2 separate regions of the Homo sapiens genome follow, and region 1 is linked to region 2. A link is a loop called in an ENCODE intact Hi-C map of the cell type or tissue named here. Cell type or tissue: IMR-90. All regions are shown on one strand. Links, peaks and the distances in the headings refer to the core of each region. The heading gives the core; the rest is flanking DNA.

Region 1 (15,348 bases), core at 2,364-10,363, 330 kb after region 2:
TTGCTGGAGTCCAGGAGTTTGAGACCAGCCTGGACAACATACTGAGACCCTGTCTCTACCAAAATTTAAAAAACTGTTTTCATTAGCCAGGTGTGGTGGCAGCCTCCCAGTGACTTGGGAGGCTGAGGTGGGATGATCGCTTGAGCCTGGGAGGTCAAGGCTGCAGTGAGCTGTGATCATTCTACTGCACTCCAGTGACAGAGCAAGACCTCATCTCAAAAAAAAAAAATTATAAAATTGTCTACAAAGTCAACTTTACTGAATGTTAATTCAAAATTAAAATGAAAACATAAAGCTGTAAAGGCAAAGATATTTTCAGATATGCCAGGTTTTAAAAATTTACCTCCCACACACCCTTTCTCCAAAAGCTACTGAAAGATGTGCTTTTGTGACGGCATGATGAAGAGAATAAAGAAGGAAAACACGGGATCCAGACGTGAGAATCAACACAAAAGGAAAATGATGGAAACTTCTTAGGCAGTGGTGAAGAGAAGTGCCAGGAAGATAACTGCTTCCAGGAAGACAATGTGTTTAAGAAGTAACCTGTCCAGTTTGTGGTAGGATGATGTACTGCTCCCAGAGGACTGATATCAAGAGAAAAGCAGAATTGATAGATCATTTGGGGTGTCTGAACAAAAATTCAAAGAAGATTTTCAGTTCTGGTGGAAAATTTCAGAATGAACTAGTGTATAGAAAACAACACAAACAAAAAAAGAGGCAATTATTAACTTCAGGAAGTAAAAAAGTTGGAATGTAATTATAGTACAGTTTATGACTCAACTATCAATATTAATTGCATTACCTTGATAATATAAACGCCGAACCAATGGCATACCAAAGATGGATGGTGAGAGCGGTCTGCCTCAAGCGCTGGCAATAAGAAGTGCATTACTGAGGGTAACTTTAAAACTATCACAAAACTAGAAGTCAGTGTGGTTTTCATTGTCACTGTGCACTAGCAATTCTAAATAGTGTCAATTATAAAATTCTTCTTTCCCCCCACTGAAAATTTTTTGTTTGTCTAATTTATAATTTATAAATAATTTCTGAAATTACTGTTGAGCTTTAACATTATATTTGCAAGCTTCAAATGAACACATTCTTATTATTTATCCTTTAATAAACATTTTATGTTTTACATGAAAGCTAATTGAGCAACTCCCAGTTGTACATTCCATCTTCAACACACACAGATTCAGCTACAGGCAATTGTTTGAGAGTAAACTTATAATAGTTCAGAATCATTGTTCAGGTTCATTTCTAGTGCAGTTTATGTCTCTACCCCTGTGGTACCACACATTCCTGCTTTTAAACAGTAGATTAAAAATAATTCAAGCACAGTATTGTAACGACAAAGAAACAGAACTTGAGTTACTTCATCTTGTCATTCTGTGCAAATCACTTGGAGTTTAAAAATAATGAAACAGTGCAAACAAAAAGGTACAATATAATATTTTTGGTTGGTAAATGCCAGTTTTTGTTCATATATGATATGCTTTACTTAATTTAAATAATTTTAAAAAAATTTTTTTGAGACGGAGTTTCGCTCTTGTTGCCCAGGCTGGAGTGCAATGGTGCCATCTCAGCTCACTGCAACCTCCGCCTCCCGGGTTCAAGCAACTCTCCTGCTTCGGCCTCCTGAGTAGCTGGAACCCGCTACCACAGGCACCCGCTACCACACCCAGCTGATTTTTGTATTTTTAGTAGAGATAGGATTTCGCCATGTTGGTCAGGCTGGTCTCGAATCCCTGACCTCAGGTGATCCACCTGCCTCGGCCTCCTAAAGTGCTGGAGGGGTGAGCCACTGTGCCTGGCCTAAAATTTATTCTTTTTTTTTAATTATTAGGTTTTTTTGTTTGTTTTTTTTTGTTTGGTTTGAGACGGAGTCTCGCTCTGGGAGTGCAGTGGTGGGATCTCGGCTCACTGCAACCTCCGCCTCCCGGGTTCACGCCATTCTCCTGCCTCAGCCTCCCGAGTAGCTGGGACTACAGGCGCCCGCCACCATGCCCAGCTAATTTTTTTATATTTTTAGTAGAGACGGGGTTTTACCACGTTAGCCAGGGTGATCTCTATCTCCTGACCTCATGATCCACCGGCCTCGGCCTCCCAAAGTGCTGAGATTACAAGCGTGAGCCACCGCGCCCGGCCATTAATTATTAGTTTTTAAAACTAAAGAATGAATCCAGAAAAATGTAATGTATAATTAGTGTTATTATTAGTACTTTCCTAAATGGTACCCTTTGGAGACATTTGTTTTATTTTTAAAGATCACTTAATAGTTATTGAACAATTACTAACCTAAAATATTAATATATCAGATTGTAACTAAAGACAAAAATTCTGTTACATAGATATAAGAATTCTTTGATAAATAGTTGTGCTTTTTGTCCTGCAGGAGCTTGGAAGAACTTGCGGTCATTTGTAATATTGTTGTGAAACCAGCAACTGATTCAGTTTGTAATTACTCTGAATTTTATAAAGAAACTTGAAGTGAGGTACCCATACTAACATGAAACAATATTAATCCAGTGGACTTCAGTAAGGAAAAAATGTAAAAAAGCAATGTATGGCTCTATCTTGAAATGTATAATACCTTCAACATTACATAAAGTTACTGAAAAAGCTAAAAAATTACAAGCTGGTGCATCCAAGGCACCTACACTAAAAAAGACGCAATATTAGGATGATTGCTTTTCCTTTTTTAGTACTGCAATATTCATTTTTTATTTTTTACTGTTATTAGTTATATGAAGTTCAATAAAAAAGGTTCACTGTTTCTTTTCCTTACTATTACATATTTGTTTTATTTCATGATTATTATATTTTTATCACCTCCTAGGTGATAAAAAATGATCCAGTACAGCTGTCACATATGTTGGCAGGCCTCTGCACTGGATCTTGATTTAATGAAAAGTGGTGATAATTATATGTGGAGGATGAGAGGATGCTGAGTGTATGTATATGTGTGTTAGGAGAGGTCTAGTAAATCATCGAAAAGCTCAGCTGCCATAGCAAGAAGTCACTGTTTGGGGGCTGTGAACATGACAACAAAGGAGATCGTTGTAAAAGGTAGGGATTACTCCCTCAGAGCTGTGAGGTTTGGATAAGTGAAAATAGGGAGCAGAGAAATGCAATTTTTCATTTAGGGCCAAGTGGTAAAACTTGACTTTTTAAACTATGTGCATGTCTTACTTTGAAAAGATGTCATTACAAAGCCAAAAGGACTTAAAAATGAAGAAGAGCCGGATGCGGTGGCTCACGCCTGTAATCCCAGCACTTTGGGAGGCCGAGGTGGGTGAATCACCTGAGGCCAGGAGTTCGAGACCAGCCTGACCAACATGGAGAAACCCCATCTCTACTAAAAAAAAAACACAAAATTAGCCAGGCTTGGTGGTGCATGTCTGTAATCCCAGCTACTTGGGAGGCTGAGGCAGGAGAATCGCTTGAACCTGGGAGATGGAGGTTGCAGTGAGCTGAGATTGCGCCATTGCACTCCAGCGTGGACAACAAGAGCGAAACTCTTGTCTCAAAAAAAAAAAAAAAATGAAGACAGTGCAAAAAGATTGGGAAGTCAGCTTTACACACTAATTATAAATGCTAGGAATTACAATTACAAAACAGAATATAAATAATATAAATCCCAACAAGAGAAAAATCAACATAAGCAACAAAATTGGGAGATTGGCAAAGGGAGGAGGGAGGAAGTGTAACTGTGCTAACCATCTCACCTTTTATAGCGGGGGATCAATCAATACTGTCTGAAATCGAAATGTGTGAGGTTTGAAAAATCAATGACTCCAACCTCTTTATGATTTTATGGTTTTTATAACCACTTGTCCTTACCCTTATAAGAATCCTTTTAGTAATTAATATCTCCTGGGGTGGAAACATTATTTAAATTATAGCCATTCCTTCAGATCTACTTCAATTTATTTTTCTTCTGTTGAATTTCATTAAAATTTCAGAAGCTTAATTTGCATTTTTGATAAAATGTAGTGATTAATTTTTACAAAATCATTTTTGTCTAACCTTATGTAAAACTTTCTCTTTCTATCCATTTATTCTTCTTGTTGTTTATAAGCACAGAAAGATATTTGAAATAATGTTTACCAGTTACTGTCTTCACCCATTCTAAAATACTGATTTTTTTTTTTTCACATATAAACAACTCTGAAATCTAGTGACCACACAATGGCTGACAGCCAGGTGGCAGCCATGAAGTAGTTGTCATTGCTGACATCTTCTGGTAAGATCAAGCAAGTTCCAGCATCAAAACTCCAAGCAGTGCCTTGGAAATAAAGTCCAGAGACAATAGCTGAGCACTCGTTTTTGTTTTTTTGTTTTTTTTTGAAACGGAGTTTCGCTCTTGTTGCCCAGGCTGGAGTGCAGTGGTGTGATCTCGGCTCACTGCAACCTCTGCCTCCCGGGTTCAAGTGATTCTCCTGCCTCAGCCTCCCGAGTAGCTGGGATTACAGGCGCCCACCACCACACCTGGGTAATTTGTTGTATTTTTAGTAGAGACAGGGTTTCACAGTGTTAGCCAGGATGGTATTGATCTCCTGACCTCATGATCCGCCCGCCTTGGCCTCCCAAGGCCTAGGATTGCAGGCGTGAAGCTGAGCACTCTTTTAAGAAATGCTGCATCATTGATACTCTTGATGCACAAAGGATATTGTATTCACACACACACACACACACACACACACACACAAACACACACACACACACAACGACTGAGCCAAAAGGTGATTCAGAAGAGTTGAACGCTAAATGTGAAGGTGTTTTAGAAATATATTGGACCAATTTATTTCTTATATTTTTTGTTTATGTTTGTATATGAGTAACATGCTATAAAATATATATTTATACAAGTTTAAAACAGTTCTTTTAATAAAAACTCTAGATTATGTAAAGCATTTTGTTATGGTTTAATTGGTAGGTTTTTTTTAGTGATACAAAAAATGATTTGAAGTATAATCAAAACCTAGATTTGATGAACTATCATATTTTTTTTCTGAGGTGGAGTCTCGCTCTGTTGCCCAGGTTAGAGTGCAGTGGCACGATCTCAGCTCACTGCAACCTCTGCCTCCTGGGTTCAAGAGATTCTCCTGCCTCAGCCTCCTGAGTAGCTGGGATTACAGGCGTGCGCCACCACGCCCAGCTAATTTTTGTATTTTTAGTAAAGACAGAGTTTCTCCATGTTGGTCAGGCTGGTCTCGAACTCCTGACCTTGTGATCCGCCTGCCTCAGCCTCCCAAAATGCTGGGATTACAGGCGTGAGCCACCACGCCCGGCCTGAACTATCATATTTCAGAGTGACAGAACTGGGTGGTTTGTTTCTTCTTTAAACTTTTCCATATGGCTTAATTTTATAATGAATATGTTATGAGGAATATTACATATAGTGTATATTATCATTACATATAAAATATATACAATGTATTATATATGACATAAAATATGTAATTTATATATTATACATATTATATAATGAGTATGTAATAAATATGTAAAATTCTCCATATGGCTTAATTTTATTATGAACTCTTTGATATAATAACTAGTATTTCACTTGAGCCATCTTGATATTGCCGTCCCAATATTGTTCATAGTCACCTTTGCTTAGCCTCATGCAGAAATTTCTCCCTATTCTTCAGCTTTACAGTGTCTTGGCCGTGTTCTAGGTCTAGGGTGGTTTCCTTCATGGTGGAAGTGAATACATATTAATATTTCAAAGCCAAAGAACTCCCTGACACTCTCTTGGGGCTGTGCCTTTCTAAGAGCCTCTGTGTATTCTCTTCCCACCCGCATATCCTATATTCCTCTACCTTCTTCTTCCTTACCTGTTTCAGGATTTTTGAAAGATGCTGGACACAAGTCACCAATGTTCTTGTGCTAGAAGAAGAATTCGTGTCCTAAAGAGCAATGGTGGTGTTTCAGGACCATGGACAGTAGCACATGGCTACAGACACCTAAAAAAGCTCCCAACGCTCACCTCACCCTGCAAGTTCCTCCAGAAGGGCCCGTCAAGGCTGGCAGTGGACACCTTGCAGGTTAAATCCATGGTCTTCCTCCAAGTCGGGCTTAGAAAACTCCTCCCCACAAAATATCACATAGTAGGCACTGAATAAATTTTTGTTCAATTAATTAACAAATTTATTACAGCAAAGGGTTGCACTTATGTGCTCAATTCACCCAACAAATATTTATTTAAGCCCCTATTGTGTGACATGCATGAACCTTTCAGACAGGATGTTTTGTGACTGAGGTCCCTGTTTCATGGTGTGTAGCTGGTGTCTTATGAGTATGACAGTAGGCGCTACATAGGGCTGCTTCCTGCCTGCATCTCTGGTAGAAAGTAAAGTCTAATACAATTTTTCCTGTTTTCTTCTGTTAAAATTCTGGACCACTTGTTTGTCCATCAACACTTCTTCTTCTCTTCTGATTTCTGTCACTCTCCCTAGAGTCTAAGACATCAGAGAATGCAAATAAGGTCTTTCTCCCTCGTCTTCATTCCCAGCCCTACAGCACCATCTCAGATTTTGTACTGTGCAACCAAATCTTTCCCCACTCCTACTCCCATTTCCATCACTCTCCCTAGAGCCTAAGACATCAGAGAATGCAAATAAGGTCTTTCTTCCCCTGTCTTCATTCCCAGCCCTACGGCACCTAACGTTTCAGATTTTGTACTGTGCAACCAAATCTTTTCCCACTCCTACTCCCACTCCCATCCCTATTCCTTAAACAAGTACAAATGTCTTAAAGGAAAAACACCTGCTTTTTGTCATTGTCTCTTCTGAAGTACCTAGCATAGAGCCTGGCTTGTAGTTGTGTGTCAGTAAATAAATGACTCAATCAATAAGAATAAAAGCCCCATGAGGATGGGGACTTTTGACTGTTTTATAATATGTTAGACATTCGATAAATATATGTTCAATTAACTGATTAATAAATTAACATATTTATCTGTGATAAATATCACAGAGAAAGGTTATGCTTATCTGCTCATTAATTCCACCAGCAAATATTTATTAAGCATCTATCATGTATCATACACTAAGATATATAACAGAAAAAAATCTTCGTCCTACTGGAACTTACATTCTAGTGGGGGAAATAGAAAAGAAACAAGTAAATACACAGAAAAACAGAATAATATAATTTGAGACAGTGCATAGTGATGTAAAGAAAATAAAGCAACAATGAACAGTGGTGGTTATTTCGGGTCACATGGTCAGGAAAGGCCTTTCTGAAGGATGGCATCTGGGCAGAGACTTGAATGTGGTGAAGGAAAGGCAAGGATCAGGGGAAGAGGGTCTCATGGAGAAAATCAAGTTTAAAGGCCCTGGGCTGGAATGAATGTTTGAGGAACACAAGAACCCAAGCTGTAGGGACTGAGAGTGGGGGAGGGTGATAAAAAATGAAGTCAGTGAAATCACGTTAATTATTTACATATTAATTTACAGATCAGCTCTGAACCACAAAAAACACACACACATCTCCACACACACAAAAATATAAAAGGGTAGTAGCCAGGCATGGTGGCTCGTGCCTGTAATCCCAGCACTTTGGGAAGCCAAGGTGGGTGGATCACAAGATCAGGAGTTCGAGACCACCCTGGCCAACATGGTGAAACCCCATCTCTACTAAAAATACAAAAATTAGCTGGGCGTGGTGGTGCACGGCTGTAATCCCAGCTACTCGGGAGGCTGAGGCAGGAGAATCACTGGAATCTGGGAGGCGGAGGTTGCAGTGATCCAAGTTCGTGCCACTGCACTCCAGCTTGGGTGACAGAGTGAAACTTCATCTAAAAAAAAAAAAGGTACATAGTAAAGTATCCCTCCCATCCATGTCACCCTGCCACCTAGTTCCCTTCCTGATAGGCAACTAATGTCATTGGTTTCTTGTGTGTCCTGTGCATATATAAACAAACACATACATTTATATATTAATCACCCTCTTTTATAGAAATAGTAATATACTGTACACTGTTCTATACTGTGTTCTTTCTCTTAACATATCTTGAAAATCTTCCTAAATACTTTGTTTGCAACTGTGTGTATTGTGAGGATGTCCTGTAACTTGTTTAACCAATCCCCTACTGGTGGTAATTATATTTTTAATATTTTGCTATCATGAAAAACCTACCACAAGCCTTTATACCTAAGGCTAAGGCTTTGGAGTAAGATCAACCAGGGTTCAAATTCTGGTTTTTACTTAGAAGCTAAGTGACTTTGGGATGCTATGCAGGCTCTGTTCTCTGTTTCCTCAGCTGCAAAATGAGGATCCTAATACTATCATGACAGCCTTTTGGGGAGATGTATGTGAAGTGCTCAGCACAGTACCTAGCCCAAGAGTAATATTGTCCTAACAAAATTCGCCACATACTGAGTGCTGCTGTATACTGGGCTCCAAGCTGAGAATTCACATGTTATCTCGTTTCATCTTCACAAGCCTAAAAGGTAAGGACTACTATTTCCACATTTACCAAAGAGTAACTGAGAGGTTAACCAATATGCCTCTCAAGTCCTGGAGAAACAGAAGAGGATTCAAACCCAGGGTTTGCTGACATCAGAGACCGGCTCTGAACCATTACATCCATCTGCTGGAGCTCAACAAATGTAGTTACCATCATCCTCACCATCATCATCACTGTAACCATCACCATCATCATCACCATCACTGTCACATCACCATCACCACCATCATCATCACCATCACTGTCACTGTCACCATCACCGTCATCACTATCATCATCGCCGTCACTATCACCATCATCACCATCACTATCACCAGCATCACCATCATCGGCAGCATCACCATCATCACCATCATCACTGTCACCATCACCATCATCACCATCACTGACACCATCACTATCACCATTATCACCATCATTATCACCATCACCATCACTATCACCATCATCATCATTGCCATTACTTGCTTTAGGCCCATTGATCTCTGACTTGGCCTGTGCCTGCCTTTATCTTCAGATTCCCAAGCAGTTGGTGCAAATTTTTCCAGAAACAATTTTTTTTTTTTTGCTAATTTCAGGCCATTGTTTTTTCTGACTTTGGCTGCCTGTGCATGCATGTGTGTGTGTACACACACACTCACACTCAGGCAGACCAAAGGGTCTGATCACAGACCACAGCATCTTTTGGGGATGGTCCACATGTCATCATTGTCTTGGCAACATCAATAGCTCAGGCCAGCTGAGCAAAGTGAGGTGAGTGGGGAGGGTGGTCTCAGATGGCTGTAGTCCATCTCTCCCACTCCCCACCCCACCACTGGGAATAGTAGATTGAGAAGAAAAAGAATAAAAATCAGCAGCCAGCTAGTGAGTGTCCACCACATGAAAAGAAGAGTGTTTTATATGTGTTACCTCAAATCCTCAAGATAGGTGCTCTCCAATCCCTTTTACAGACAAGGAACCTGAATCATAACAGAGCTAAGGTGAGTTGCCCAAGGCTAAAGCCAGTGCATGGCCAAGCCAAGATTCTAATCCAGGTCTGGGGAGATGGAGCATGGTTGCATTATGGGGAAACATCAGTGTTACCATCCCCAAATCCCAAGAACTAGGGTCAACTGGAGAGAGGCAGAGAGCCAAAAGTAGTCTCTGTCTTCCCAGACCCCTCCCCTTCCCTCCAGGCCTTCTCTGAGGCCGACACATGTGCCAGGAAATCCACTAAGGCTTTCTCTCCACTTCCTTCAACTTCTGAAATCCTGCCCTCTTCAAGTGTACCTTCAGGATGGGTTCGTTATGTCACTGTAACAAATGAACCCCAAATCTCATGTTGGGCATGGGAGGGCAGTTGGATCTGCTTATCTTCATCCCTTGGGAACCCAGGTTAATGAGACTTCATTCATCTTGGTGGGTAGGGGTTGTGGCAATTCAGCATGGGTTCTTACAGCTCCCACCTAGATGTGACAGACGTCACTCATCCACATTCCATTAGTCAAGGTAAGTGCGTGGTCCACCTACCTCAATGCGTGCCTGGAGGGGAAAAGAAATGTTCAGTGAGCAGCATTGGTGACTACCCCAACCAAAAGCAGTGCCCCTCACTGGCCCCTGGTCTGAGCCCCTCCACACCACTTCATGGCCTGCCCCAACTTCTCTGCTACCCCACTGGTGCATACACACTTAGCCTTTATGGGCACTCTCTCCCCTCCCCCAAGGTCACGAGGAGCAGTGGACATATCTACGGAGTCCACAGGGTGCTATTCAGCCACAGGGGTCCAGTTGCTTCGTTGCAGCACCAATCTTGGGCTAGAATAGCAGGAGGTCCCAGGAAGGCTCCCGTGCCTCTCACTGGGCTGAGAGTACCACACAAAGCCAGAGAGTCCTCCCAATCCCCTCCCAGGCCTGGGCTTTCTCAGTTGGTCAAACACAAATAAGACAGTCCGCCCTCTCAGGAAGTTGGGGCCTGAATGAAATGATCAGACATCACACACAGCCTGGAGCGCAGGTGGGTGGTGCAGGAGGCAGGAGGAGTGGGTGTGTGGAGATGGAGGGAAGGACCACCCAGGGGCCAGCCCAGGGGGACAAAGCCATGGTGCCCTTGACTCAATAACGGAGGACATTAGCATGGGTGTTCAGAAATAAAGCACAAAAGTAGGTTAGGGTGAGATCGTGGAAGGACTGGGTGCTGGGAAAATGAATTTAGTGTTTATCTAGGAAAAAAATCAGAAGCCACTGAAGGACCGAGGATGGAAGAGCACTGCCATCAAGCGTGGACCCTCAAGGGCCCACCTGGCTTCAACCCGAGGGAGGGATGGGGACAGGGAAGCCAGGGAGGTGAGGAGGCTTTTGAAACAGCCCAGGCAGGAGTAACAGAGGAGCATAGAGAGGAAGGAACTCACGACCCACTGAGGAACACGCTAGCTGGGGACATAGGTCATCAGCCCCGTGAGCTCCCCTACACAGAGACACTGACACACAGACATCTCCTTCAGTGTCCACAGGCCCCACAGGCACTGACAGGAGGGGCCCAGGGCCATGGCCTTCTGTTTGGGGTTGGGAGTGGGAGAGTGTCAGGAAGGATCTGGAGCATGGGCAGCTTCAGGGAGTGCCTCACATCAGGGACCAGGGCCAAGGATAAACAGTTGATGGTGTTGAATACAGAATCACACACACACACCACACCAGGCTCAGAGGCAGGCAGACCCTGGTCCAAATCCTGGCTTTGCTTCCTACTAGCTGTGAGATCTTATGCAAGTCTCTCAACCTCTCTGAGCCTCAGTTTTCTCTTCCGTAAATTGTCGATAATAAGATCAACCTCCTGGCTTCTTGTGAGGCTTACAAAGGAATAGGAATAGCTATGATAGGCATGGCAAAAATGGCTATGCATTCTTGCCTACCTGTACCTATGCCCCTGCAGTGGGACCTCCTAGTTCCTCCCATCAAGAGGTGAAGTCCATTTCTCAACCCCTTGGATCTGGGTGGATCATTGTCTTTGGACAAAGGGACAATAGCAAAAGTGATTCTAGAATAGACGTGAAAAGTGCTCATCACAGGGGCTTGCTCTCTTATGCTCTAGGAACCCACAAGCCCAGGCTAGCCTGCTGGAGGAGGAGAGACACATGGCCCAGTTGCTTTCTTCACTCCAGTCAACAGCCAGCAAATGCCCAGGAAACAGAGCCACCTCGCTGACATGAGGCTGACTGCAGGCCCAGGAGTGAGCCCAGCCATGGCCAGCAGAACTGCTCAGCCCAAATCACCAACCTGCCAATCGTGAGTAAATAGATGGCTGCTGTTTAAAGCTGTAAAATCAATTGATGGGCTTAGGCTTTGCCCAAGATGAAGTAACAGGAACCTGATTTATCTTCCTGCATGAAACAGCTAGAATAACCAGGCAAGAATCTGGACATTGGGTGGATCACAAAGGATGGTGATGCGAGAGATGGGAAAACCACATGAACTCCACGACAACCCCAGCTCACAGCCTAGAAAAATGTTTCCAGGCCACAGTACAGACAAAGGGAACCCAGGTGGAGCCAGGGAGCTTCTGAGTTGAGGAGACACAGCAGAGTCCCAGGAGATCAAGGTGGCCAGAGTTCTTAGGACAGAGTACTGGGGAGGAGAGAGCTGCACAGAGAGCCTCAGAGATGTGCAGAGGGTGCCCCTCAAGTATTCAGCAGTGTACTCATCAGCTCGTGCGTGTGATGAAACCACCCGAGGTCCTTCTGAAAGGAGGAGAGAACAGTGCCCAGGACTCACACAGAGCCAGAAACAGTGCCCGCTGCCTCCAGCTAGACTGGAATTGAGTAGAATATGCAGGAAGGCCATGCCTCAATAGTGGGGAATAATTGGTCCTAGACAGAACACTCCTCTGGAGGTCCCTAACAAAAGCAAGACCTAAAAGGATCAGACTGTTTCCAAATAATTGCATCCAAGAAAAGCTAACTGACGTAGAAACTAAAACATATGAGTGCTCGTGATATTCCAGCAACTTTAAGTATATGTAAGCATTTTACATATATTACTACATTTATATTACTTTATTTACAACAATGCTCTGAAAGAGCTGCTATTATTATCTCCATTGTACAAATGGTAGTCTGTACATACAGAGTACCTGGCACATAGCATGTTCAATAAATAAATGCTTTTTCCTTCAACTTGCCATCTTTGCTCCCTGTCTGCAACCATTAATAACCAAATGACTTTTCCCGAGTTCTACATCCACTACAAAGATTATGGCTTTAGGAAGGCAAAAACTTCAGCATTCAGGAGGAAAGTGGTCCCTGGAATTCTGAGAGTCCTGGATGAAGAGTCAGGAGTGAAGACTCCAGCCTGGCCCTGCCACCACCTTGCAGGGTGACCCTGAGCCAGCCTTAACTTCTCTGGGCCTGATTCGCCGCATTGCAGACGGGTGAATTCAGATTAGGTTTTCCCTAAAGCAAACTTCTCGCTCTAGAGGCCAGGATGCCTCAACCATCCTCAGGCTAAAACTCTGATAGTAGAGGATGGCAAAGTTGAGGAAAGAGTGCATTCATCTCCACTTGAATACACATGTACACACGCTCACACGCACACACGCGCGCATCCATTGCCAGCCTCTGATTGCCAGCCTCTAATTGAGCCGCTCTCTGGCCCTGTGCAGCATTACCCACTTCAGCCAGAAGATGGTGCTGCTTCTCCATGAGAGTTCAACTACATTCGTTCAAAACTTAATGGTTGAGCACCTGTGCCCAAAACGTTGCGCTGGGCAGTGTGAACACAAAGGGGATTACAATATGGATCGCTCTTTCCAGAACTTTACACTGTAGTGACAAACAACCAAAGGTACCATGAAATGAATTGGGACTTTGCTGGGACGAAACTAAACATTACTGAAAAGTGCCAGGCACGAGCTGCTTTACGACACTTCTTTTCAAGACTAGGGCTCCTTCCCCAATGTATACATATGTCAGAACATCATGGTGCACACCATAAATACATACAATATTTACTTGTCAATTAAAAAAAACATTAAAAATAAAAATAGGTAACCAGACACAGTGGCTCACGCCTGCAATCCCAGCACTTTGGGAGGCCAAGGCAGGTTGGATCACCTGAGGTCATGAGTTCGAGACCAGCCTGACAAACATGGTGAAACCCCGTCTCTATTAAAAATACAAAAATTAGCCGGGTGTGGTGGCGTGCGCCTGTAATCCCAGCTACTCAGGAGGCTGAGGCAGGATAATTTCTTGAACCCAGGTGGCAGAGGTTGCAGTGAGCTGAGATCACGCCACTGCACTCCCACCTGGGTGACAGGGCAAGACTCTGTCTCAAAGTAAAAATAAAAATAAAAAATAAAAATAGGCCAGGCGCAGTGGCTCACGCCTGTAATCCTAGCACTTTGGGAGGCCGAGGCAGGCAGATCACCTGAAGTCAGGAGTTTGAGACAAGCCTGGCCAATATGGCGAAATCTCGTCTCTACTAAAAATATAAAAATTAGCCGGGTGTGGTGGCTGGCACCTGTAATCCCAGCTACACGGGAGACTGAGGCAGGAGAATCACTCGAACCTGGGAGTCGGAGGTTGCAGCAAGCCGAGATTGCACCACTGCACTCCAGCCTGGGTGACGGGGCGAGCTCCATCTCAAAAATAAATAAATAATAAAATAATAAAATAAAATAAAAGTAAACAACAACAAAAACCCCAGGGACTCTAATTTTCAAGATGATAAAAGTACAAAGCTGGTAAATGTTTATTTGATTTCTGCTTCTCTGTGGCCTTCACAGCACAGGGCACCTGACTGATGATCAGTAAGTTTGCATTGATTGATTGATTGAATTATAACTGCAGACAGAAACCTAAAGGCTAAGTCAGAGTGGCAGGAACAAAGAGAGCCCTCAGCCCAAACGCTGCAATTCCTAGATGAAAAATGAGGCCCAGAGAGAGAAAGGAAGAAAAGCCATGTGCCTGGCCCAAGGGAGGAGCTCCCTAAACATTTGCTAAATTCATAAAGTGCTTTTGCCTATGTCATCACTTAGTCCTCGAGGTAATAGTTTTTATTCCTACTTTCCAGATGAGAAAACTGAGGCTGCCACAAGGGATCTGGCCAAGTGACAATGTGACTTCAAATTACTTTGTACCCTTCCTTCTAAGCGTAAGAGTTTACATTTTGATTGTGCTTGATAGTTTGGCAAGCACTTTCATAGACACACTTTCATTTCCTTTAATCCTCTGCTAAGGAACAGAGCAGAAAGTGAGGGCCACCACGTCAGAGACAACTGCTTTTCTCCTATACCAGTTTATTTTTAACTCAGGTGTTCTTGGGGGTATAAGAATCACTAAAATAAATTATTTGGTGTTTTCATTTGCTGTATTTTTTAAAATGAACTCTGGGCTGGGCACGGTGGCTCACGCCTGTAATCCCAGCACTTTGGGAGGCCAAGGTGGGCGAATCACCTGAGATCAGGAGTTCGAGACCAGCCTGGCCAACATGGTGAAGCCCCGTCTCTACTAAAAATACAAAAAGTAGCCGGGCATGTTGGCAGGTGCCTGTAATCCCAGCTACTCAGGAGGCTGAGGCAGGAGAATTTGCTTGAATCCAGGAGGCAGAGGTTGCAGTGAGCCGAGATCACGCCACTGCACTCCAGCCTGGGTGGCAGACTGATACTCTGTCTATGGCCATCTTAAAACAAAGAGCTGCCTCCCAGTTCCAGTGGCCCCATTTGTATTTATTTACCTGTGGCTTTGGCTACTTTAATTATTCAGAGCTAATGAGGAGGGAAAACACACACACACACAGAGATAGACCTGATACCTAAATGATGTGCTCACACCACGTGGAAACCAAATGACCCCAAGATGTGTTGTTAGAAGGGAAGATTTGTAAGGGTTCAAATCAAGGAA
Region 2 (15,348 bases), core at 4,210-12,209:
TAGCATATAAGAGTTCCCTTTTCTCTGCATCTTTGCCAGCATTTGTTATTTTTTGTCTTTTTTATAATAGCCATTTTAACTGGGGTGAGGTGATATTGTGGTTTTGATTTGCATTTCTCTGATGATTGGTGATATTGAGCATTTTTCCATATATCTGTTGGTCATTTGTGTATCTTCTTTTGAGAAATGTCTATTCAGGTCTTTTGCTCATTTTTAAAATCAGACTGTTTTTTGTTTTTTTATTTGTTTTGCTTCTGAGTTGCTTAAATTCCTTATGTATTGTGCATATTAACCTTTTGTCAAATGTATAGTTTGCAAATACTTTCTCTCTTTATGTAGGTTGTCTCTTCATTGTATTGTGTCTTTTGCTATGCAGAAGATTTTTTGTTTGTTGTAATCCCATTTGTCCATTTTTGTTTTTGTTGCCTGTGCTTTCGAGGTCTTATCCAAAAAGTCCTCGCCCAGTCCATTTTCATGAAGCATTTTCCCTATGTTTTCTTCTAATAGTTTCATAGTTTTGAATCTTACATTTAAGTATTTAATCAATTTAGAGTTGATTTTTATATATGGTGAGAAATTGGGGTTTAGTTTCCTTCTTCTGCATATGGACATCCAAATTTCCCAGCACTATTTATTGAGGAGACCGTCCTTTCTCCAATGTGTGTACTTGGCAACTTTTGAAAATCAGTTAGCTATAAATGTATAAATTTATTTTTGGGTTCTCTATTCTGTTACAATTGATTTAGATGTCTATTTTTATGCCTGTACCATGCTGTTTTGGTTACTATCGCTTTGGTAGTGTATTTTGAAATCAGGTAGGGTGATGCCTCCAGCTCTGTTCTTTTTGCTCAGGATTGCTTTGGCTGTCTGGGGTCTTTTGTATTGCTATATGAATTTTAAGAATTTTTTTTCTATTTCTGTGAAGAATGTCATTGGTATTTTGATAAGGCTTGCATTAAATCTGTACATCACTTTGGGTAATATGGACATTTTAACAATAATCTTCCAATCCATGCACATGCGATATCCTTCCATTTATTTATTTGTGACCTCTTCAACATCTTTCATCAATGTTTTATAGTTTCCATTGTGAGGATAATTCACCTCCTTGGTTAAGTTTGTTTCTAATTTTCTTGTAGCTACTATAAATGGAATTGGTTTCTTGATTTCTTTTTCAGATAGTTTACTATTGGCATATAGAGAAACACTACTGATATTTGTAAGTTGATTTTGTATCCTGCAACTTTACTAAATTCATTTATTAGTTCCAATTTTTTTGGTGGAATCTTTAGGGTTTTCTATGTATATGATCATGCCATCCACAAACAAGGACAATTAGACTTTCTCCGTTCCAATTTGGATGCCATTTATTTCTTTCTCTTGCCTAATTGGTCTGGCTAGAATTTCCAGTACTGTGTTGAATAAAAGTGGTGAAAGTGGGCATTCTTGGCTTGTTCCAGATCTTCGAGGAAAAGCTTTCAACTTTTCATCATTCAATGTAATGTTAGCTGTGGGTTTGTCATACAGGGCCTTTATCGTGTTGAGGTATGTTCTTTCTATGACCAGTTTGTGTTTATCATGAAGGGATGTTGAATTTTATTTTTTATTTTTATTTATTTTTTTATTTATTTTTTGTTTTGTTTTGTTTTTGTTTTTGTTTTTATTGATCATTCTTGGGTGTTTCTCGCAGAGGGGGATTTGGCAGGGTCATAGGACAATAGTGGAGGGAAGGTCAGCAGATAAACAAGTGAACAAAGGTCTCTGGTTTTCCTAGGCAGAGTGTTTGTGACAGAGTCTCACTCTGTCACCAGGCTGAAGTGCAGTGGCGCAATCTCGGCTCACTGCAACCTCTGCCTCCCAGGTTCAAGTGATTCCCCTGCCTCAGCCTCCCAAGTAGCTGGGACTACAGGCGCGTGCCACCATGCCTGGCTAATTTTTTTTCTTGTGTTTTAGAAGAGACGCGGTTTCTCCATGTTGGCCAGGCTGGTCTCGAACTCCTGACCTCAGGTGATCTGCCCACCTCGGCCTCCCAAAGTGCTGGGTTTACAGGTGTGATCCACCATGCCCGGCCAGGATGTTGAATTTTACTGAATGATTTTTTAGCATCTGTTGAAATGATCATGTGGTTTTCATCCTTGATTTTGTTAATGTAATGTATTACATTGATTGATTTGTATATGTTGAACCCTCCTTGCATCCCTGGGATAAATCCCCCTTGGATTATGGTGAATGATCTTTTTAATTTGTTGTTGTTGTTGTTGTTGTTGTTGTTGTTGTTTGAGATGGAGTTTTGCTCACTCTGTCGCCCAGGCTGGAGTGCAATGGCATGATCTTAAGCTCATCACAACCTCTGCCTCCTAGGTTCAAGTGAATCTCCTGCCTCAGCCTCCTGAGTAGCAGGGATTACAGGCGCCTGCCACCATGCCCAGCTAATTTTTGTATTTTTAGTAGAGACAGGATTTCGCCGTGTTGGTCAGGCTGGTCTCAAACTCCTGACCTCAAGTGATCTGCCTGCCTTAGCCCCCCAAAGTGTTGGGATTGCAGGCGTGAGCCACTGCACCCGGCCTGGTTTGCTAGTATTTTGTTGAGGATTTTTGCATGTGTGTTCTTCAGGGATATTGACCTGTAGTTTTCTTTTTTTGTTGTTGTGTTTTTGTCTGGTTTTGGTATTAGGGTAATGCTGGCCTTATAGAATGAGTTTGAAAATATTTCTTCCTCTCCAATTTTTTGGAATAGTTTAAGTAGAACTGGTATTAGTGCCTTAAATGTTTGGTAGAATTTAGCAGTGAAGCCATCAGGCCTTAGGCTTTTCTTTGCTGGGAGACTTTTTGTTTGTTTGTTTTGAGACAGGGTCTCCCTCTGTCACCCAGGCTGAAGTACAGTGGTGTGATTATGACTCACTGCAGCCTCAGCCTCCTGGGCTCAAGTAATCCTCTGATGTCAGCCTCCTGAGTAGCTGGGACCACAGGCATGCAACACCATTCCCAGCTATTTTTTTTTTTATCTTCCCCAATTTAAATCTTTTAATTTAAAAGTAAACTTCACTGTTGAACATGCAAACTTGGGGAGGGCAGAAAGATCACACACACAAGGCTGCCATTTCACACCTGGAGGGTGGCGTGGAGGCCAGGCAGAGGTGCTCCTCACATCGCAGATGGTGCGGCCGCTGGGCAGAGGTGCGCCTCACTTCCCAGATGGTGCGGTGACGCCTAGCTAATTTTTAAATTTTTTGTAGGAATGAAGTCTTGCTATGTTGCCTAGGCTGGTCTCAAACTCCTGGCCTCAAGTGATCCTCCTGCCTCAGCATCGCAAAGTGTTGCGATTACAGGCATGAGCCACCATGCGAGGCCACCTGGGAGACTTTTTATTACTGCTTTGATATTATTGCTCATTATTGGTCTTTTCAGGTTTTCTCTTTCTTTGTGATTCAACCTTGATACATTTTATGTGTTCAGGAATTTATCCATTTCTTCTAGGTTTTCCAATTTGTTGATGTGTAGTTGTTCATAGTAGTCTCTTATCCTTTGTACTTCTCTGGTGTTAGTTGTGATGACTCCTTTTTCAACTCTGATTTAGAGGTTTTTTTATTATTTCTTTCTTTCTTTTTTGTTTTTTTGTCTTTGTTTTTCGAGGCAGGGTCTCACTGTGTTGCGAAGCTGTAGTACAGTGGCACGATAATAGCTCACTGCAACCTTGAACTCCTGGGCTTAAGTGATCCTCCTGCCTCAGCCTTCCTGAGTAGCTAGGACTCCTCGTGTGTGACACCATGCTTGGCTAATTTAAAAATTTTTTTTTGTAGAGACAGGGTCTTGCTAGGTTGCCCAGGCTAGTCTTGAACTCCTGTCCTCAAGGAATCCTCCTGCCTCAGTCTCACAAAGTGCATTGCAGGCATGAGTCACACCTGGCCGTCCTTTTTTTTTTTTTTTTTTAAAGTCTAACTAAAGGCTTGTTTAGTTTGCTTACCTTTTCAAAAAAACAGCTCTTTGTTTTGGTGATCTTTTATATTGTTTTTTAAACTATTTTATTTATTTCTGCTGTGATCTTTACTATTTCTTTCCTTCTACTTATTTTGGGTTTAGATTGTTTTTGTCTTTCTAGTTCCTTGAGATGTAATATAATATTGTTTATTTGAAGTCTCTATACCTTTTTGATGTAGGCATTTATTGCCATAAACTTCCCTCGTAGGACAGCATTTGCTGTATCACATAGGTTTTTGGTAGTTGCATTTCCACTTTCATTTGTCTCAAGGAATTTTTAAATTTTCTTTTTAATTTCTTCGTAGATCCATTGGTTGTTCATGAGCATATTGTTTAATTTCCACGTATTTGAACAGTTTCCAAAGTTCTTCCTGTATTGATTTCTAGTTTTATTGCATGTGGTCAGAAAAGATATTTGACGTAATTTCAGTTTTAAAAAAAATTGTTAAGACTTCTTTTATGGCCTAACGTATGGTCTATTCTGGAGATTGTTCCATATGTTGTTGAGAAGAACATATATTCTGTAGCAGTTGGGTGCAATCTTCTGTAAATGTTTGTTAGGTCCATTAGGTCTAAAGCACAGTTAACTCTGATGTTTCTTTGTTGATTTCTGTCTGGATGATTTGTCCATTGCTGAAAGCTGGGTGTTTAAGTCCTCTACTATTATTATTTTGCAGTTGATCTCTCCTTTTAGGTTTGTTAATATTTGCATTATATATTTAGGTGCTCCAGTGTTGGGTGTGTATATACCTACAACTTTTATATCCTCCTGCTGTATTAACCCCTTTATCGTCATCATCATTATTATTTCTGAGACAGAGTTTCACTCTGTTGGTCAGGCTAGAGTGTGGTGGCACAATCCCAGCTCACTACAACCTCCGCCTCCCAGGTTCAAGCGATTCTCCTGCCTCAGCCTCCCAAGTAGCTGGGATTACAGGCGCCCACCACCATGCCCGGCTAATTTTTGTATTTTTAGTAGAGACAGGATTTCACCATGTTGGCCAGGCTGGTCTCAAACTCCTAACCTCAAGTGATCCGCCCACCTTGGCCTCCCAAAGTGCTGGGATTACAGGCGTGAGCTACTGTGCCTGGCCTCCTTTATCATTATTTTTTATTGGTTTTAATTAAAGTCCTTTTTTTTTTTTTTGAGATGGAGTTTCGCTCTTGTTGCCCAGGCTAGAGTACAATGGCGCGATCTTGGCTCACTGCAACCTCTGCCTTCCAGGTTCAAGTGATTCTCCTGCCTCAGCCTCCCAAGTAGCTGGGATTACAGGCATGCACCACCACACCCAGCTAATTTTATATTTTTAGTAGAGACAGGGTTTCTCCATGTTGGTCAGGCTGGTCTCGAACTCCCGACCTCAGGTGATCCACCTGCCTCAGCCTCCCAAAGTGCTGGGATTACAGACGTGAGCCATTGCACCTGGCCTTAAAGTCCATTTTATCTGATATAAGTATAGCTAATGCTCTTCTTGTTTGGATGATGGAAAAGATGGAACATTCTTCTCCATCCCTTCACTTTCATTCTATGCATATCTTTTTTTTTTTTTTTTTTTTTTTTTGAGACAAAGTCTCACTCTCTCACCCAGGCTGGAGTGCAATGGCGCGATCTTGGCTCACTGCAAACTCTGCCTCCTGGGTTCAAATGATTCTCGTGCCTCAGCCTCCCAAGTAGCTGGGATTACAGGTACACGCCACCAAGCCCAGCTAATTTTTTTGTATTTTTTGGTAGAAACAGAATTTCACCATGTTGGCCAGGCCAGTCTCAAACTCCTGACCTCAAGTGATCTGCCTGCCTTGGCCTCCCACAGTGCTAGGATTACAGGTGTGAGCTACCGTGTCCAGCCTATGCATATCTTTTTTTTTTTTTTTTTTTTTGAGACGGAGTCTCGCTCTGTCACCCAGGCTGGAGTGCAGTGGCGGGATCTCGGCTCACTGCAAGCTCCGTCTCCCGGGTTCACGCCATTCTCCTGCCTCAGCCTCCCAAGTAGCTGGGACTACAGGCGCCCGCCACTACGCCCGGCTAATTTTTTGTATTTTTAGTAGAGACGGGGTTTCACCGTTTTAGCCGGGATGGTCTCGATCTCCTGACCTCGTGATCCGCCCGCCTCGGCCTCCCAAAGTGCTGGGATTACAGGCGTGAGCCACCGCGCCCGGCCGCATATCTTTTTAAAATTAAAAAAAATTTTTTTTTTTTTTTTGAGATGGAGCCTCACTCCGTCACCTGGGCTGGAGTGCAGTGGTATGATCTCAGCTCACTGCAACCTCTGCCTCCCAGGTTCCAGCGATTCTCGTGCCTCAGCCTCCTGAGTAGCTGGGATTACAGGTGTCTGCCACCACACCCAGCTAATTTTTGCAGGTTTTGTAGAGACAGGGTTTCACCATGTTGGCCAGGCTTGTCTTGGACTCCTGACCTCTGGTGATCCGCCTGCCTCGGTCTCCAGAAGTGTTGGGATTACAGGCATGAGCCACTGTGCCCGGCACATTGTGTGCGTATCTTTATAGGTGAAGTGAGTTTCTTATAGGTAGCATATAGTTGGGTCTTTTAAAAAATCCATTCAGCCACTCTATGTCTTTTAATTGGAGAATTTAGTCCATTTATATTCAAAGTTATGACTTACAGGTAAGACTTATTACTGCCATTTTGTTAGTTCTTCTGGTTGTTTTGTAACTCCTTTCTTCCTTTCTTACTGCTTTCCTTTGTGGGTAAGTGATTTTCTTTGGTAGTTTATTTTAATTCCTTGCTTTTTATTTTTAGTGTATCAGTTATGGGTTTTGTCTATGATTACCACAAGGCCTACAAAAAACATCTTACAGTTATAATTTATTTTAAACTGATGACAACTTGACTTTGATTGCAAAGAAAAGAAAAGAAACAAACAAACAAGAAACCCTTAAACTCTATACTAACTCCATCCCCCTTCACACTTTGACTTCTGGATGTTATCAATTTACATCTTTTTATATTGCCTATCTTTTAACAAACTGTTGTAGTTATTAATCTTTCTTCTTTTTGTATTTATTATTTTTAATAGTTTTGTCTTAGGCTTTACACTAAAGATATCAGTGGTTTATATATCACAATTACAGTATTAGGGTATTCTGAATGTCTCTGTATGCTTACTTTTATCAACGATTTTTATACTTTCAGATGTTTTCTTGTTGCACATTTAACATTTCTAGTAAAACAGGTCTGGTGGTGATGAATTCTCTCAGCTTTTGTTTGGGAAAATCTTTATCTCTCCTTCATGTTTGAAGGATAGCTTTGCTAGGTACAGTATTCTTGATTGGCAATTTTTTTTTCCTTCAACACTCAGAATACATCATCCCACTCTCTCTTGCCTGTAAGGTTTCTGCTGAGAAGTCTGCTGCCAGATGTACTGGAGCTCCTTTGTGTGTTATTTGCTTCTTTTCTGTTGCTGCTTTTAGGATTCTTTCTTTGTTCTTGATCTTTAAGAGTTTGATTATTGCATGCTTTGAGGTAGTCTCATTTGGGATCTGCTTGGTGATCTCTGACCTTCTTGTACCTGAATATTTGTATCTTTCTCTAGGTTTAGAAAGTGTTCTGTTACTGTTTATTTCAATAAGTTTTCTACCCCTTTTTCTTTATTCCTTCTTTAAGGCCATTGAGTCTTATATTTGCTCTTTGTAATTCTGTCCCATAGATCTTATAGGCATTCTTTGTTCCTTTTAGTTCTTTTTTTCTCCTCTGACTATTTCCTTTTTTCTTTTTCTTTCTTTCTACCTTTTTTTTTTTTTTTTTTTTTGAGACAGGTTCTCACTCTGTTACCCAGGCTGGAGTGCAGTGGCCTGATCTCAATTCGCTGCAACTTCCACCTCCCAGGTTCAAGTGATTCTCATGTCTCAGCCTGCCAAGTAGCTGGGATCATGCCTGGCTAATTTTTTGTATTTTTAGTAGAGATGCAGTTTCTCCATGTTGGCCAGACTGGCCTCAAACTCCTGGGCTCATGTGATCTGCCTGCCTCGGCCTCCCAAGTGCTGGGATTACAGGCATGAGCCACTGCGCCCAGATGAATGTTCTTGATATTAGTGGACATTTGTCGATATCTGGGCATTAGAGAGTTAGGTATTTATTCTAGTCTTTGCAGTCTGGCCCTGTTTGTACCTGTCCTCCTTCAGAGGGCCTTCCAGAAATTCAAAGAGGACTGCCTGTTGAGTTCCCTAAGCCTGTGGTCACTGTAACCACTCAGCAGTAGAGGGCACCCTAAGCCCACGTACGCTGCAGCTCTTGCAGACTCCTAGTCTCCAGTCCTAATGAACTTGAGGAAGATCAGGGAGAGTTCCCTGGGTTCTCAAGTAAAGTCCCCCTACACTCTTCCCTCTCTTTCCCCCAAGTTGAAGGAGTTCCTGTCCATGCTGCACTTCCTGGAGTTTGGGGAGGGGTGACATGGGTATTCCCATGGCTGTGGCAGCCGGTGCTATGCTGGATCACACCCTAAGCCCACAGCATCACAGAGCAGCACAGTACCAGGTCTTGCCTAAGACCCTCTGTCACTACTGTCAGACTGCCACTGATACTTATTCAGGCCTGAGATCACTTTAGTCAGACAGTGGTGAAGCTGGCTGGGACTTGGGTCCTTCCTGCTGGGGTGGCAGATTGCTTTCTAGCCCAGGGTAGGTATAGAAGCACCATCCAGGAGCACTAGAGTGGAATCAGGGGCTTTGGTGTTCTGCCAGGTGCTGTGTTTTAATGTGGTGGGGCTGGTACTAGGTTCCTAGACAGAGTCCCCTGCACTCTTTCGTCTCTTTTTTTTTGAGATGGAGTCTTGCTCTGTCGCCCAGGCTAGAGTGCAGTGGCACAGTCTTGGCTCACTGAAACCTCTGTCTCCCAGGTTCAAGCGATTCTCCTGCCTCAGCCTCCCAAGTAGCTGGGACTACAGGCGTGTGCCACCACACCTGGCTAATTTTTGCATTTTTAGTAGAGACAGAGTTTCACCATCTTGGTCAGGCTAGTCTCCAACTCCTGACCTCATGATCCGCCCTCCTCGGCCTCCCAAAGTGCTGGGATTACAGGCATGAGCCACTGTGCCTGGTCTTCTCTCTCTTTTACACAGTAGTCTCTTACCACACTTTACTGTGTAGAGCTGGGACAGGGATGACGTGGCACTCAGATAGCTACTGCAACTGGTATTGTGTTGGGTCGCACCCCAAGCCTACAGCCTCCCACAGCAGTACAGTGTTAGGGCTCACCCAAGAACCACTGTTGCTCTGGCCTGCCTGCCACGGAAATTTATTCAGGACCTGAGGCCACTTTAGTCAGCCCACAGTGGATCAGGCCAAGACTCAGTTTCTTCCCACTGTGGCAGTGGATTATCTTCTGGCCCAGGGCAGATCTGAATGCCCCTTCCATGGGCACTGGCATGGAATCAAGGGCCACAGGATTCTGCCCCTTGCTGTATTTTGCTGCGATGGCACCAGTACTAAGTTCAAATGCAAAATCTCCCCCATACTTCCCTTTGCCTCTCTTAAGTGTACAGATTTTCTCTATGCTGCATTGCGTGGGGTTGGGGGTAGGGTGCTCTGGGCAATGTGAGACTGTCCTTTCTACCCTCTTCAATGTGTCTTTTCTTGTTATGCTAAATCCAGGCACTGTGATTCATCACCTGATTTCTTCAGCTCTTGTGAAGGTGTTTTCTTGAATGGATAGTTGATGTTCCTGTGGGGGGAGAATCACTAGAGGATTCAAAACTGCCGTCTTGCTCTGCCTCTGCCCCATTTTAACCTTTTTTTTTTTTTTTTTTTGAGATGGAGTTTCACTCTTGTCGCCCAGGCTGGAGTGCAGTGGCGCGATTTTGGCTCACTGCAACCTCTGCCTCCTGGGTTCAAGCGATTCTTCTGCCTCAGCCTCCAAGTAGCTGGTATTACAGGCGCCTGCCACCATACCTGGCTAATTTTTTTGTATTTTTAATAGAGACAGGGTTTTGCCATGTTGGGCAGGCTGGTATCGAACTCCTGACCTCGGGTGATCTGCCCACCTTGGCCTCCCGAAGTGCTGGGATTACAGGTGTGAGCCACCACTCCCAGCCCCATTTTAACCATTTTTAAGTGCACAGTTCAGTAGTATATTCACATTGTTTGAAACAGATCTCTAGAACATTTTTATCTTGCAAATCTGAAACTCTATATTCATTAAATACAACTTTCCTTTTCCTCCTTCCCCTGGCTCCTAGTAACCACCATTCTACTTTCTGTTTCTATGCATTTAACTATTCCAGGTACCTCATATAAGTGGAATCATGCAGCATTTGTATTTTTGTGACTATATTATGTTCTCAAGGTTCATTCATGTTGTAGCACGTGACAGGATTTCCTTTCTAAGGCTGAATAATATTCCTTTGTACGTGCATATGACATTTTGTTTATTCATTTCTTAATAGACATTTAGGTTGCTTCCATCCCTTGACTATTGTGAATAGTGCCACTGTGAACTTGGGGGTGGAAATATCTGTTTTGTTTTTCCTTTTAAGAGATGAGGCCTCACAATGTTGCTCAGGCTAGACTCAAAACTCCTGGACTCAAATAATCTTCCTTTCTCAGCCTCCCAAGTACTGGGACTACAGGCGTGTGCCACCGCGCCTGGCTCCAACTATCTCTTTGAGACCCTGATTTCATTTGCATGTATCCAGTAATGGATTGCTGGATCATATGGTTAATCCAATTTTTAATTTTTTTAGGAAACTCTGTACTGTTTTTCATAGCTGCTATACTATTTTATAATCCCACCAACATTGCAAAATAGTTTTAATTTCTCCACATCCCCATCAACATTTATTATTTCCTGGATTTTTTTAAGGAAGGCTTCTGTAAGTAGCCATCTCAGTGAGCATGAGCTGATAGATACCTCATTATAGGTTTGATTTTTTTTTACATTTCTCTGATAATTAGTGATGTTTAGTATCATTTGTATACTCATTGGCTGTTTGTATATCATCTTTGGAAAATGTATATTCAAGTCTTTTGCCCATTTTTCAATTGGTTTGTTTGATTTTTTGGTGTTGTTCAGTTGTAGGAGTTTTTAAAACATATTCTGAATATTAACCCCTTAGCGAATATGATTTACAAATATTTTCTCCCATTCTGTGAGTTGCCTTTTATGCTATTTTGTCCTTTGATGAGCAGACACTTTTAAGTTTGATGTAGTCCCATCTGTCTATTTTGCTGTTTTTTCTTTTCCTTGTGCTTTGTGTGTCATATCCAGGAAAGCATTGCCAAGTCCAGTGTCGTGAAGTTATCTCTCTCTGTTTTCTTCTAGGATTGTTATAGTCTTAAGTCTTACATTTAGGTCTTTAATCCTAAAGACCTAAGTTAGTTAGTTTGAGTTAGTTTTCATATATGGTGTAAGCGTTTAACTTCATTCTTTTGCATGTGGATATCCAGTTTTCCCAATACCATTTGTTAAATAGAGAGATTGTCCTTTCCCCAGTGAGTGGGCTTGGCACCCTTGTTGAAGGTCATTTAATAATATATGTGATATTTAGTCTATTGAATATTCATTGATATATTTGGCTGAATTTATGCCAGTAGCACACTGTTTTGATTACTGTAGCTTTGTAGTATGTTTTGAAATCAAGAAGTGTGAGTCCTCTAACTTTGTTCTTTTTCAAAATTGTTTTGGCTATTTGGGTTCCCTTGAGATTCCATACGAATTTTAGTATGAATTTTTCTATTTCTTTAAAAAAAATTCACTGAGATTTTGAAAGGCATTGTATTGAACTGTAGATTGCTTTGGGTAGTATAGACATCTTAACAATATTTCCAGTCCATGAACATGGAATGTGTTCTACTTATTAGTGTCATCTTTAATTTCTTTCAGTACTGTTTTGTAATTTTCAGTGTAAAAGTCTTTTGCCTCATTCGTTAGATTTATTCCTATTTTATTCTCTTTGATGCTATTGTAAATGAAATCTTTACTTTTAAGTTTTAATCTCACAAACAGTGCACAAATACATTCTCCTTGTAAGAACTGCTAAGGCCAGAATTCCCTTTGACTACTACCTCCCCATACTGTTCCCTTTATGTCTTCCCCAGACGTAACCACATGTTTTTTCTACATCATCTTAGTAATGGCACAGTCACTCGAATAAGCAGATAACCTTTTCAGATAATACTCCGGAGGGAAAAGTTTCTCTTATATAAGTTTGGGTATATTTGTTAAAAATTATTCTCATTACTTTATGGTTACACGTACTAGACTACTGAACTAATATAACAAGAGAAACTAAAAAGAAAGTTAAAGGATAGATACCTCTGATTATGATTTAAGAACAGTATATTCAAAGGTTCAGAGACAAGATGCTTTCCTGAGTGTATACAAAGGAAGAGATGCTTGAGACTGAGGGATGGGGTTGGTTGGTAGGGGATGGGTTGAGGCAGAGGGCTCGAGAGCAGGCAAGTTGATTAACGGGTCATATATAGAGTAGTTAACACATCCACATATCCTTGCCTCCTTCTGAAGAGCGTTGGTAGGTAGAAATTGGATGTTTCTCCTTTAAAAAAAATGAAAGACAGGGGTGGGACTTAGAAATCTCTGTTTCAGCAGTCGTCAAGTTGGGGAACTAAGAATGAAAGGACTGATCAGATGCAGTGGCTCACACCTGTAATCCCAGAACTTTGGGAGACCAAGGCAGGTGGATCACAGGGTCAGGAGTTCGAGACCAGCCTGGCCAATATGGTGAAACCCTGTCTCTACTAAAAAATACAAAAATTACACTTTGGGAGGCCAAGGCAGGCAGATCACGAGGTCAGGAGGTTGAGACCATCCTGGCTAACACAGTGAAACCCCGTCTCTACTAAAAATACAAAAAATTAGCCGGGCGTGGTGGTGGGCGCCTGTAGTCCCAGATACTCGGGAACTGAGGCAGGAGAATGGCATGAACCTGGGAGGCAGAGCTTGCAGTGAGCCGAGATCACTGCCACTGCACTCTAGCCTGGGCAACAGAGCGAAACTCTGTCTCAAAAAAAAAAAAATGCAAAAATTAGCTGGGTGTGGTGCTGCATGCCTGTAGTCCCAGCTCCTCAGGAGGTTGAGGCAGGAGAATCACTTGAATCTGGGAGGTGGAGGTTGCAGTGAGCAGAGATGGCACCACTGCACTCCAGCCTGGGCAACAGAGACTACATCTCAAACAAAAACAAACAAACAAAAAAGAATTAAAGGACTAACTAAGTCTAGCCCATCTCTTCCACTTATGAGACAAACTCTACTTGGTTTGTCTCAGATATGCAAGGCTTATTTTTCAAATGTTAATGTTATTCACCATATTAACAATATAAACGAGAAAAACTATGACCATTTAATAGATGCAGGGAAAGCATTGGACAAAATTTTGCACTATTTTATAGTAAAAACTCTCAACAAACTAGGAATGGCAGAAAATTCCTCAAACCAATAAAAGAGTATCTATAAAGTGTGTACAGTAAAGATCATAATGGTGAAAAGCTAAACCATTTACCCCCCAGAGACTGGGAACAAGGCAAGGATGGCCACTTTCCCTACTTATCTTCAACACTGTACTGGAGGACCTCACCCTTGAAATAAGGTGAAAAGTTATATACATCCTGTATGTTTACAACTCTTTGACTTTGATCACATAGCCACAGCCAATTAATTTTAGGGTAGTTTTGGAAAAGAAATCTTTGGCTAGGTGACCATGTACCCACCTAAGCATTCCACCACCATGGAAGAAGAGGTAAATGACTTCTGGGGGACAGCCTCTGCCAAATCCACTGCTTTGACTACCCAATTATCAGAGCACAGCCATGTTAGTATACACAGAACATGCTCACATTCTCCCCAAGAGAGACAATGCCAAAGACCCATACAATTATGGCATCCTGCTTAAAGTCAGGATCTCTTGAGTATTATGAAATTCTTTTCTGTTAGATGGCTCTTCTTTGTCTCGTAACATAAAAAACAAGTTATCCATCCTCCCCCCTCACTCACACATACCCAAATTAGAGTATTAGAATAGGATATGTAACAAGTAAAACTTTCACTCAAAAAAGAGAAAAATAGGAAACATACAACAGTCGCTGTTTCACAGCATTTATCAAATCCTGCTGGATGGAAACTGCAAAGATTTTCTGCCTTGACAGTAGGATAAATTCCTTGGTTAGCCCATCAGTGAAGCCCTGCTTTTGCTTTCTGGGAGTATTTTTCTATTTGTTGTCTCCATCACCTCTGGCGTTCCCTTCCAAGAGGGCTCTTCCTGGTTCACTATCCTTCATGGACTCATCTGAAGTGGTCCTCAGGGATATGCTTTTTTTTTGGAATGATCAAGTTTTTGTTGCCTACTTCTTTTCAAAGCCAACTTTTGTATTTGTTAATTTTTTCCATTGTCTGTTTTCTATTTCATTGATTTCTACTCTTATCTATATTATTTCCTTTCTCGTATCACTTTGGGTTTACTTTCTTCTTCCTTTTCTGATTTTTTAAGGTGGAACTTCAGGTCACTGATTTTAGATCTTCTTTTCTAAGATTAACATTTAAAACTATACATTTCCCTTTAAACATCGCTTCAGCTGCATCCAGCAAAGTTTGGTGTTGTATTTCCATTATCACTCAGTTAAAAATATTTTCTTTTTCCTTGTGATTTTGTCTTTGATTCATGCATTTTTAGATTTATTCCCAGATATTTAAATAAATTTATATTTATTTCCAGATATTTGAGGTTTTCCTAGTTACTTTATTGTTATCGATTTCTAATTTAATTGTGTTGTGGTCAGAGAATACATTTTGTATAATTTTGATCCTTTATATTTATTGAGACTTGTTTCATGGCCCAGTGTATGGTCTATCTTGGTGAATATACCATTTGCACTTGAAAGTAATGTGTATTCTGCAGTTGTTAAATGTAGTGTTCTATCTGTCAATTAGATTAAGTGTTGATTATGTTGTTCACATCTTTCCTATTCCCTGAATTCCCTATGTCTTAATTTTTTTAAACCTCTCATATTTTTTTCCTCCACATTTCCTTTTTGAGTTATTTCTTCTACCTTCATGTTCACTCTTTCTCTGAGACTAGGTCTAATGTGCTGTTTGACTCATCCACTGAGTTATTAATTTGATTATTTTTCAATTCTAGGATTTCTGTTTGTTCTTTTTTCCAGACCTCTGGTCACATTTTTGAGTTTCTAGTTATCTGCCAAAATTTTTCAAGCTTGGAATTTGCCTCCTTGAAATAGTAAGCATGGTTGTTTTCTTGCTGAATTCTGGTAATTCCAGTATATGGAGTTTCCACAGGTCTCTTTCAGTTGTCTCATTTGTGTTGGTTCTCAACCACAGTGGCTACTCCCTCATGTAACTGGTTATTTTCGCTGTATGCTGGACATAGTATTTGAAGAATAGTATTTG

What was found. A loop is a pair of places that touch in the nucleus more often than their neighbours do. Peaks named below come from ENCODE experiments on the same cell type or tissue, not always from the same donor. Only the 100,000 strongest peaks of a DNase experiment are listed, where the experiment ranks them.
Region 1: a loop joins it to region 2, with 4 times the contacts of the local background. A loop is called at or near these places in 11 of 110 quality-filtered maps.

What each region holds. Positions count from the first base shown.
Region 1 is chr17:58,111,003-58,126,350 of GRCh38, reverse strand. No RefSeq gene overlaps it. Among named protein-coding and RNA genes, the nearest start is that of OR4D1, 30 kb to the left of the region's middle. RefSeq lists a silencer at 5,809-6,103. In IMR-90, for the core only: no CTCF peak of the experiment used is centred there; a DNase peak (open chromatin) is centred at 5,940; H3K27me3 peaks cover 549 bases.
Region 2 is chr17:58,440,530-58,455,877 of GRCh38, reverse strand. All of the region lies in intron 5 of HSF5 (heat shock transcription factor 5), which reads left to right. Among named protein-coding and RNA genes, the nearest start is that of RNF43, 31 kb to the right of the region's middle. RefSeq lists an enhancer at 9,273-9,867. In IMR-90, for the core only: a CTCF peak has its summit at 8,196 (motif pointing right); a DNase peak (open chromatin) is centred at 8,217; H3K27me3 peaks cover 239 bases.